Linked DNA regions of Homo sapiens: region 1 is linked to region 2. Evidence: read pairs that join two places in POLR2A ChIA-PET (ENCODE). Cell type or tissue: CD4-positive, alpha-beta T cell. All regions are shown on one strand.

Region 1 (5,000 bases), 83 kb before region 2:
GAGCCACTGCTATCAGCCTTGCCTCGGCAGGAGAGCAAATCTGCAGTCGTAAAAAGCTCACCTTATGCGGGACACGCTCCATTGAGTGAGTAGGTTTTGTCTGGGAGCTCCAGGTCACAAGCCTCACTCATTCCGGGATGCAACCACCACTCCAGTCACTCGGAGGAGTCCCTCAGGACAAGATCCACCCTGACTGCCCCAGAAAAAAATTCCCTGGTTAAACAGCCTGTGTCCCACGACGCATGTGCCCCAAGGACAAGCCACAGACACAAACATTGATTTTTTTTTTTTTTTTTTTTTTTTTGAGACTGAGTCTCGCTCTGTCGCCCAGGCTGGAGTGCAGTGGCGCGATCTCGGCTCACTGCAAGCTCCGCCTCCCTGGTTCACGTCATTCTCCTGCCTCAGCCTCGCGAGTAGCTGGGACTACAGGCGCCCACCACCACACCCGGCTAATTTTTTTTATTTTTAGTAGAGACGGGGTTTCACCGTGTTAGCCAGGATGGTCTCAATCTCCTGACCTCGTGATCCGCCCGCCTCGGCCTCCCAAACTGCTGGGTTCTTTTTTTTTTTTTTTTTTTTTTTGAGACAGAGTCTCGCTCTGTCGCCCAGGCTGGAGCGCAGTGGCACAATCTCGGCTCACTGCAACCTTCGCCTCCCAGGTTCAAGCGATTCCCCTGCCTCAGCCTCCTGAGTAGCTGGGACTACAGGCGTGCACCACCATGCCCAGCTAATTTTTGTATTTTTAGTAGAGAGACGGGGTTTCACCGTGTTGCCCAGGTTGGTCTTGAACTCCTGACCTCAAGTGATCCACTGCTTCGGCCTCCCAAAGTGCTGGGATTACAGGCGTGAGCGACCGCGCCCAGCCCCTGCTGGGTTCTTAAAGTGTGGGCTCGTCCGGGATTTGAACCCGGGACCTCTTGGGTCTCCCGGGCTTGTCCCTGTGGTCCCTAAGCGAGAACCACACCCCTAGACCAACGAGCCAAGCGGAAGAGGGGTCGGGGCCTTTGTCGCGCTTCATGAGCCCAGCGCGTCTCTGCCTGCGCTGTTCTGGATCAGTCCTAGTTTCCTCGGTCACAAACTGTCCCCCTTTCCCGATGCTTGTCCTGGACCGGATTCTAATTCCCATAGGGAGCAGGGGCACGGCGAACTTCAACATTGCCACACCCTGCGACTCCAAGCAGGAAACCCAGCTCGGGTTTTGGGGCTTCCTGCTGTCTCCGCCGCCCCTGGAGAACTGAGACCACCAGCTAGGGGAAGCCCCCCAGGTCCTCCTCCGTCCTCGGGCAAAGGGCTAGGAGCCGGGCTTGGACTCCCCAGAGGCGTCGCAGGCTCCCGGAACCGCACCTCTTCCCCGCCATGTACCGGAGGGACGCGCCGCTGCGACCTCAGGACCTGGAAGGAAAAGGAACCAGCTGAGCATGGTGGTTCTGGCCTGTAATTGCAGCACTTTGTGAGGGGAGGCCGAGGTAGGAAGATTGCTTGAGTGCAAGTTGGAGACCAGCCTCCAGAACACAGCGAGACCTCGGTTTTACACACACAAACACACACACACACACACACACACACACACACACACACACACACTTAGCCTGGCGTGGTGGTGAGCACCTGTAGTCCCAGCTACTTGGGAGGTGGAGGTGGGAGGATCCCTTGAGTTTGGGAGGTTGAGGTTGCAGTGAGCCGAGATCGCACCACTGCACTCCAGCACTCCAGCCTGGGCAACAGAAGGAGACACTGTCAAAAAAAACAAAAAACAAAAAAAGAAGAAAAAGGAAAATAAAAGAGAAAAAGAAAGAAAGAAAGAAAGAGAGAGAGAGAGAGAGAAAGAAAGAAAGAAAGAAAGAAAGAAAGAAAGAAAGAAAGAAAGAAAGAGAGAAAAAGAAAGAAAGAGAGAAAAAGAAAGAAAGAAAGAAAAGAAAAGAAAGAGAAACGAAGGAAAAAAGGAAGGAAGTTCGAAACCCTGGGCTCGTCGGAAATTTAAACTTAGAACCGACCCACTCAAAGGAAAACTACACGCCCAGACCAAGTTCCATGGCCACCCGGGATCTAGGGCCACGTCCGCAGAGGCAGACGCGGCGGTGGAGGTGTTTGCCCTCCTTTCGGGTCCCGGATCTGGGGTCCACTGCCTCAGCGCCAGGCCTTAGGCGCACTCAGAACTCCCAGGTGGAAGGCTCCAGTCAGGAGGCGCAGGCGAGTCCTTCCTGTAGCCGGGCAAGGCGAGGGGCCGCAAGCCGGACGGAAGCGGGAAGTCGGATCGGCCCCGGCGCCTGCAGCTGCCACGGAGAGACCAAGTTCCCTGCGGCCGAGACTCCGTGAAGCTCCTCAATCTTCACCGCGAGAAAATGATGGTGTTCAGAAAAAAAAAAAAAAGCGGGCTCGTCCGGGATTTGAACCCGGGACCTCTCGCACCCAAAGCGAGAATCATACCCCTAGACCAACGAGCCAGGACGACAAACGTTCTCTGACGTCTGTACTTGGAGGTCCACACCCGCGGTTCCACTCTCCCCGTCCACGCGCACCCCCCCAGACCCCGCCTTCACTCCACCCCTACCCCTCCCCGCCCGGGTCCCGGCCACACCCCAACCTCAAGCCCATCTGGGAGGGTTGCGCAGGTGGAGGTTTCGGTTTCGATCACAGGAAGCTGGTAGGAGGTGCAGCGCCTCGGGGACCAGCCCCGGGAAGAGCTCCTGTACGACCCCCGCCCTCAGGCGCACAGAGGCGGACCCCGCACCCTGGGCACCGCGGCGCCGCCTCCCCGAGGGCCACTCGGCTCCCAGCGGCTCCAGGCGGCCCCAGCACCGAGAGGAGGGCCGGTGACCAGGGGCTGCGGCCCGCGGGGAGGTGGTCTGTGTGGCCCGCGTGAGGCAGCGGTCTCGCGTGCTGAGCCCCAGCCCAGAAATTTCACCCGATGTGAAACCCGAGTGCAGGACCCTGAGGAGGAGACCCCGCCGCCTCCCAGCAGGCCAGCCCGGGCATCCTAGGAAGGGATCCCGTCTCCCACACAGACCCCGGGCTCCTGTCCTCAGCCGAGCTCCTTCTTGGCCTGAGCTCTGCCCAGGCGACCCTCGCAGCCCTGGGACCTCCGATACACGGGCCGGAGCTGGGGTCAGAGTTCATTTCTTCCCAAACGGGCGGCTCCAGAAACGCTCCAAACTTTTCTTCCGTTTTCCACTGGCAAGGGACCCAGCATTTTACTGGGAGCCTAAGGAGGAGAAAGGTCTACCGGGCTTGTCCCTGTGGTGAGGCCTCGCTGCCGGCCCTAAACAGGGATGAGGGTTTGAAAACCCTCACACAGCCCTAAGAGAGAGTCACGCCGAGTTTCCCCCTGGCCATCTCCAGTGTCCTTCGTCCCTTCAGCTCTTGTCCCCGACGTTCCCGCTCCCGGGAGCTGCAGGTGCCGCACACACCCATGAGGGACGGCAGACAGGGGACACACACCGCAAGGGACGGCAGACAGGAAACACACACCCTCGAGGGACAGCAGAGAGGACACACACCCGCGAGGGACGGCGGACAGGACACACACCCGCGAGGGACGGCAGACAGGACACACCCCCACGAGGGTCGGCAGACAGGACACACCCCCACAAGGGACCGCAGACGGGACACACGCCCGCGAGGGACGGCAGACGGGACACACGCCCACGAGGGTCGGCAGACAGGATACACCCCCACGAGGGTCGGCGGATATGACACACACCCGCGAAGGACGGCAGACCGCACGGGCCTGGCGGCGTCCTCGGTCCGCGCCGAGCTTAGGGCTCTAGCGCTCAGGATGTAGCATGTCTCATGTCTCGGATCCAGGACTCATCCCCACCAATTTTATATAGAATAGGGAAGTTCGGGAGAGCTCCAACAGAGGTGTGGGAAACCATTTTCCTCATAGCCGCCCGGCTAGCTCAGTCGGTAGAGCATGAGACCCTTAATCTCAGGGTCGTGGGTTCGAGCCCCACGTTGGGCGTGAGATTTTGTCGGATGGATTAGACTTGCAACTTGGAAGAAAGTAAACTAAATAAGAAAACGTGGAAGTGACTCCGTATACCTTGCAAATCGGGAATTGTTGGTCAGGCAAACGCAAAACGCTCCACCAACCAACTGGCTTCAGGATCCCCTTTGTCTTGTTTCATAAAAAAAAGAGGCCGAGCGTCGTGGTTCATGCCTATAATCCTCTCACTTTGACCCTAGGAGTTTGAGACCAGCCTAGGCAACATGGTGAGACCCCCGGCCCTTAAAAAAAATACAAATTTTCGCCAGGCTTGGTGGTGTGCGCCTGTAGTCCCAGCTATTCCAGAGACTGAGGCAGGAGAATCACTTGAACCCGGGAGGTAGAGGTTACAGTAAGCCGAGACTGTGCCAGTGCACTCCAGCCTGGACAACACAGTAAGACTCCGTCTCAAAATAATAATAAAAAGAAATTGGCCGGGCGTGGTGGCTCACGCCTGTAATCCCAGCACTTTGGGAGGTCGAGGCGGGCGGATCACGAGGTCAAGAGATCGAGACCATCCTGGCTAACATGGTGAAACCCCGTCTCTACTAAAAAAGAGAAAAAATTAGCCGGGCATGGTGGTGGGCGCCTGTAGTCCCAGCTACTAGGGAGGCTGAGACAGGAGAATAGCGTGAACCCGGAAGGCAGAGCTTGCAGTGAGCCGAGATCGTGCCACTGCACTCCAGCCTGAGCAACAGAGTGAGACTACGTCTCAAAAAAAAAAGAAAAAAAAAAAAGAAATAAAAATTATGTATGTATAAAATTTGCATACACGTTCCATATTCAGTAAACTGAGCATTTGGGACCCTCTCTGCATAATATTTGCCTTAAGAGGAATTCTCCTTCTATTTCACCCCAGTTTAACACTGGCAAAAATTCTTATAATTGCACGCTACAGCACACCAGGGACTCTCACCTACCATCAGGGACGTGGTCCTCATTGCCAGCCAGCCAGCCAGCCAGCCAGCCAGCCAGCAGGGGAGTCAAATTTAGAATTTCACCCTTATAATCTGGT
Region 2 (5,000 bases):
GCAGAACAGGCAGAGGTGCTGCGCAACGATTCCTATGGAATCACTGTTAATTGGTCCCCTAAGGGGATGTTTAGCTTAAATTGCACCTCTCAGCCTGCGTGCCACGGCCACACTATGTGCAGCTGGTCTGAACAAAACGGTCAGATGGTAGAAACAATAAGAAGTATGGCAAAAGTTCCTATTATCTGGAACCATGCTGGTATAGTGGCACCTCAACCTCAAACGATAAGGCCCGCTGTAGGAGCTAAACATTAAGGATTTGTAGAAACTATTAATAGCTCTTAATAAGATCAAAATTGGGGAAAGAATAAAGCATCTAGAAGGACACTCTACAAGCTTTTTGGATACAGTAAAATTAAAAGAAAAAATATTTAAAGCATCCCAGGCACACCTGACCTTAATACCAGCAACTGGAGTGCTTAAAGGAACTGCAGACAGATTTGCAGCTAGTAACCCATTAAAATGGATAAAAATACTTGGAAGCTCTGTAATTTCAATGATGTGATTGTGCTTTTAATCTGTGTTGTTTGTCTTTGTATAGTCTGCAGATGTGGATCCTAACTCCTGCGAGAAGTAACTCACAGTGACAAAGCTGCCTTTGCTTTTATCGAGTTGCAAATCAAAGAAGGGGGGACATGTTGGGAACAGGCCCCCCAAGATCTGGCCATAAACTGGCCCCAAAACTGGCTATAAACAAAATCTGCAGCACTGTGACACGTTCATGATGGCCGTGACGCCCACGCTGGAAGGTTGTGGGTTTACCGGAATGAGGGCAAGGGACACCTGGCCCACCCAGGGCGGAAAACCGCTTAAAGGCGTTCTTAAACCACAAACAATAGCCTGAGTGATCTGTGCCTTAAAGACACACTCCTGCTGCAGATAACTAACCAGACCCACCACTTTACTTCGGCCCATCCCTTCATTTCCCATAAGGGATACTTTTAGTTAATCTATTATCTATAGAAACAATGCTAATGACTGACTTACTATTAATAAATATGTGGGTAAACCTCTGTTGGGGCTCTCAGCTCTGAAGGCTGTCAGACCCCTGATTTCCCACTTCGCACCTCTGAATTTCTGTGTGTGTGTCTTTAATTCCTCTAGCGCCCCTGGTTTAAGATCTCCCTGACCGAGCTGGTCTCAGCAAGCAGAGGGTGCCCCTGCACCAGGAAAGGGGGGCACAGGAAGGCCCTGCAAGTGCAGCTGCAGCCAACAGGAACAGCAGGACACCTTCCAGAGGTGACCCCAGCCGCCTCTGCCCAGCACCCCCCTGCCCCAATCCTCCACGATCCCTTTCTCCAGTCACCCACTCAGCATGGCTGTGCTGGACACTGGGCCACAGGGCTGAAGCGACCCAGAGAACACATAGAGGAAGGGGCCACCTTACACACAGATGGGGACCCTCCTCTGGGAAGGGAGCACTTTTTGCACAGAAGTTTGAGGGGAAGGAGCTGGGTGTGGTGGCTCACTCCTGTAATCCTAGCACTTTGGGAGGCTCAGGTAGGAGTTTCACTTGAGCCCAGGAGCTCAAGACCAGCCTGGGCAACATAAGGAGAACCCCCTTCTCTACAAAAAAATTAAAAAATAGCCAGGAATGGTGGTGCACGCCTGTGGTCCCAGCTACTCAGGTTCCAAGCTGAGGCAGGGAGGCAGGAGGCTTGCTTGAGCTGGGGAGGTCGAGGCTGCAGTGACGCATGACCATGTCACTGAACTCCAGCCTGGACAACAGAACAAGGCCCCGTCTCAAAAAAAGAAAGAAAAGAAAAAGAAACTTGAACTTGAGGGGGCAGTGGGGCAGGGGCAGGAGCCTATAAGGTGCGTGCCATTCTCTGCTGGCAGCCCCAGCCCTGGCAGCGTACCCTCCTCCCAGCTCCAGTCTATGGTCAGCAACCCCCGCCCATCTCCCCCATCTGCTGGGGATGTAGGTCCATGTCCTTGACCCAAGACCTTCCCTCATTCCTGCCCCCATCCCTCCTCAAGCCATATCCCTTACATCCCTTGAGTCCTCCATCCCCCCTCCCCCATCTCCCTGTCCACAGCCTCTGCCCCTCCTCTCCCTACCCTGTACCACCCCCACCCCAGGTCTTCCTCCATCTCCTTGGGAACACAGAGCTCCTCTAGCAGGCACTCTCAGAACACAGCCTGCCGGCCCCAGCGCCAGGCCTGGCTCCCAGCCTGTTCCCACCACAGCAGCCTCTTCCCTCCGGATTCAGCTCAGGCGCCAGGACCGGCAGGACCGAGACGCTTCCCATGTCAGCCCTGGCCAAAGCCCAGCTCCTTATCCATCGGTGAGCTGCCTGCCAGCTCCTGCTCCAGCTGCTGAGAGGCCTGAAGAGACCAAGACAGAGACATAGCCCTGCAGCACCACAGGGAGGCCCCAATTACCCCATGCGGATGAGTTTCATGGCCATCTCTAACTAAGGTCAGCACTGCTCAGGGCAGGTTCATAGGTAACGACCTGGTGAACTGAAAAGCAAATTTCTCTCGGTCCCTAAAACCACTAGCTGAGCATCTAAGCATGAAACATGAGTCCTAAGAGGGGTAGCAAACACGTTTTCATTCACTTCTCACCAAACCTGTCCCCTATGTCCATTTTACAGAGGAGGAAACTGAGGCACAGAGACTTCAAGGTAGATGGCCAGGTACCCTGGCTCTGCCAGCCTGCCGTTCAGCAGGGGCTTCAATGGTCTTGCTCAAATCACATGTGCGCTGATGAATGTCCTTGTTGACTGTAGGTTCTCTTGTTGCTCTGAGTCCTTTTTCTGAGAAACTGAAGTTTGGTGTTTTGATCACGGCCATATCATTCATCTCTCACCTTCTATCCTGCCTTGCATGTCTTTAACCACACTGAGCTTCCGGGCCCTGCACCCCTTCCTGCACCCTTGTCACACCATGCATCTGGGGGAAGTTACACAACCACAGCTGTGCAGACCCAGCCTCACGAGATTCTCAGAGGGCAGTCCACAGGGGCCCCAGCACCTCCTATCATCCTTGCCCCAGGCTTTGGCAGGCAGCTCCTGCACACTCCCCTCAGCCCCATGCCAGGCCCACAGCCCCTCAAGCTTTCATCCAGCCCCGGCCCCCAACTTTCTTTTCTGTCTCTTTTTTTTTTTTTTTTTGAGACGGTGTCTTCCTCTGTCACCCAGGCTGGAGTGCAATGGCGTGATCTCAGCTCACTGCAACCTCTGCCTCCCAGGTTCAAGTGATTCTCCTGCCTCAGCCTCCTGAGTATCTGGGATTACAGGCGCCCCACCAACACACCCAGCTAATTTTTGCATTTTTAGTAGGGACGGGATTTCACCATGTTGGCCAGGCTGGTCTCGAACTCCTGACCTCAGGTGACCCCCCCGCCTCAGCCTCCCAAAATGCTGGGATTACAGGTGTGAGCCACCGCGCCCGGCCCTCAGCCCTAACTTTCAAATGACAATTGTGTTTCCTGTTTCATCAGGACAGGACATCGATGTCATCTGTAACTTCCAGTGCACTGGGACACACAGCTGTATCTCCCCATGCTCGCCTCCTGCCCCTCCCGGTGTGAGGACTTAGCCTGGATCACCTCCTCCAGGACAAGAACGACCTACCGGCATCTATCCATCCAATCTCCCCACCCATCCATCACTGCCTCTGTGCATGCATCCTTCCAACCATTCATACACGCCTCTGTGCATGCATCTGTCTGTCTGTCCCTGCCTCTGTGCCTGCATCTGTCCATCCATCCCTGCCTCTGTGCCAGTATCTGTCCATCTATCCCTGCCTCTGTGTATGCATCTGTCTGTCCATCCATCCCTGCCTCTGTGCCTGCATCTGTCCCTCCGTCCATCCCTGCCTCTGTGCATGCATCCTTCTGTACATCCCTGCCTCTGTGCATTCATCTGTCTGTCCATCCCTGCCTCTGTGCATGCATCTATCCATCCATTCATCCTTGCCTCTGCCCATGCATCCGTCCATACATCCCTGCCTCTGTGCATGCATCTGTCCATCCATCCATCCCTGCCCCTGTGCATCCATCTATCCATTCATCCCTGCCTCTGTGTAGGCACCTGTCCATCCATCCCTACCTGTTTGCACTCATCTGTCTCTCCATTCCTGCCTCTGTGCATGCATCTGTCCATCCATCCATCCCTGCCTCTGTGCATGCATCTGTCCATCTATCCATCCCTCTCTCTGTGCATGCCTCTGTCCATCTATCCATCCCTGCCTCTGTGCATGCATCTGTCATGCTATCCAACCCTGCCTCTGTGCATGCATCTGTCAGTCTATCCATCCTCCATCCCTTTCTTTGTATCAGCTTATCCTGTGCTGAGTGCTCACAACTCCTTCATCCTAAGACGCTCATTGGACCTATTCCCTCCCCCGACTCCACGCCGCTCTCTGCCCTCCCTTCCTGGTCAAGTTCTCCAGCCAGTGGTCTCAACTCAATCTTCTCTTCCTCCGCTCCTCTCATGCCTAAGCCCACTGCCGCCTAAATTCTTCCCCAACCCACTGGGCCTACCGGCACTAAAAAGGTCACTTTGTCCCTGGATGACCAAACACAGGCCAATGTAACTTACTGGGCTTGTTTTGCCCCAGCCACAGCTGACCACTTCCTCCTTCACTCTTGTTGTTGATCACCTTTGGGCTTAGTCTTTCTCCATCTCTGTTGAGTCCTTCTCCCCTGCCACCTACTCCTTCATGCTGGGGTTCTCTGTAGCTCTGTACCTGACAGTCACGTTCCACCCTTTCCTCCCAGAAGCTCGCCAACCCCCGTGGACTGCTGGCTCTCAAGGCGGCCACTAGCCCAGCTCCGACAGCAGCTGACAATGCACAGTATGCGGCCCAGGGCAGGCCCTGTGCTGAGAGGCATGGGTGAATGGCTCATTTCATCGGCAAGCCCCCGCCACCAGCAGGCGCCGTTCTCCTCGCATTTCTCAGGGGAGGAACCTGAGACAATGAGGTTAAGGAAGTTGTTCATTACAAGTGGAAGAACCCTGACTTACTTGAATTCAACTTTGAAGCCCACA

Evidence for each region. ChIA-PET counts read pairs that join two places held together with the same protein. Peaks named below come from ENCODE experiments on the same cell type or tissue, not always from the same donor. Only the 100,000 strongest peaks of a DNase experiment are listed, where the experiment ranks them.
Region 1: POLR2A ChIA-PET joins it to region 2 with 10 read pairs; 15 of 35 experiments call an interaction of 5 or more read pairs at or near these places.

The regions. Positions count from the first base shown.
Region 1 is chr16:3,156,366-3,161,365 of GRCh38, reverse strand. It overlaps TRK-CTT3-1 (tRNA-Lys (anticodon CTT) 3-1), which reads left to right and starts at 3,889; the gene lies at 3,889-3,961. It overlaps TRP-TGG3-3 (tRNA-Pro (anticodon TGG) 3-3), which reads right to left and starts at 2,444; the gene lies at 2,373-2,444. RefSeq lists silencers at 2,412-2,551, 2,682-2,901, 3,922-3,971. In CD4-positive, alpha-beta T cell, no CTCF peak of the experiment used is centred here; DNase peaks (open chromatin) are centred at 1,435, 2,555 and 3,645; H3K4me3 peaks cover 2,971 bases; H3K27ac peaks cover 1,180 bases.
Region 2 is chr16:3,072,985-3,077,984 of GRCh38, reverse strand. It overlaps the pseudogene LOC107984896. Among named protein-coding and RNA genes, the nearest start is that of IL32, 9.8 kb to the right of the region's middle. RefSeq lists silencers at 737-896, 3,284-3,467 and enhancers at 1,257-1,306, 2,654-2,703, 2,824-2,913, 2,984-3,103. In CD4-positive, alpha-beta T cell, no CTCF peak of the experiment used is centred here; DNase peaks (open chromatin) are centred at 754, 2,384, 2,884, 4,904 and 1 weaker place; H3K4me3 peaks cover 3,767 bases; H3K27ac peaks cover 3,726 bases.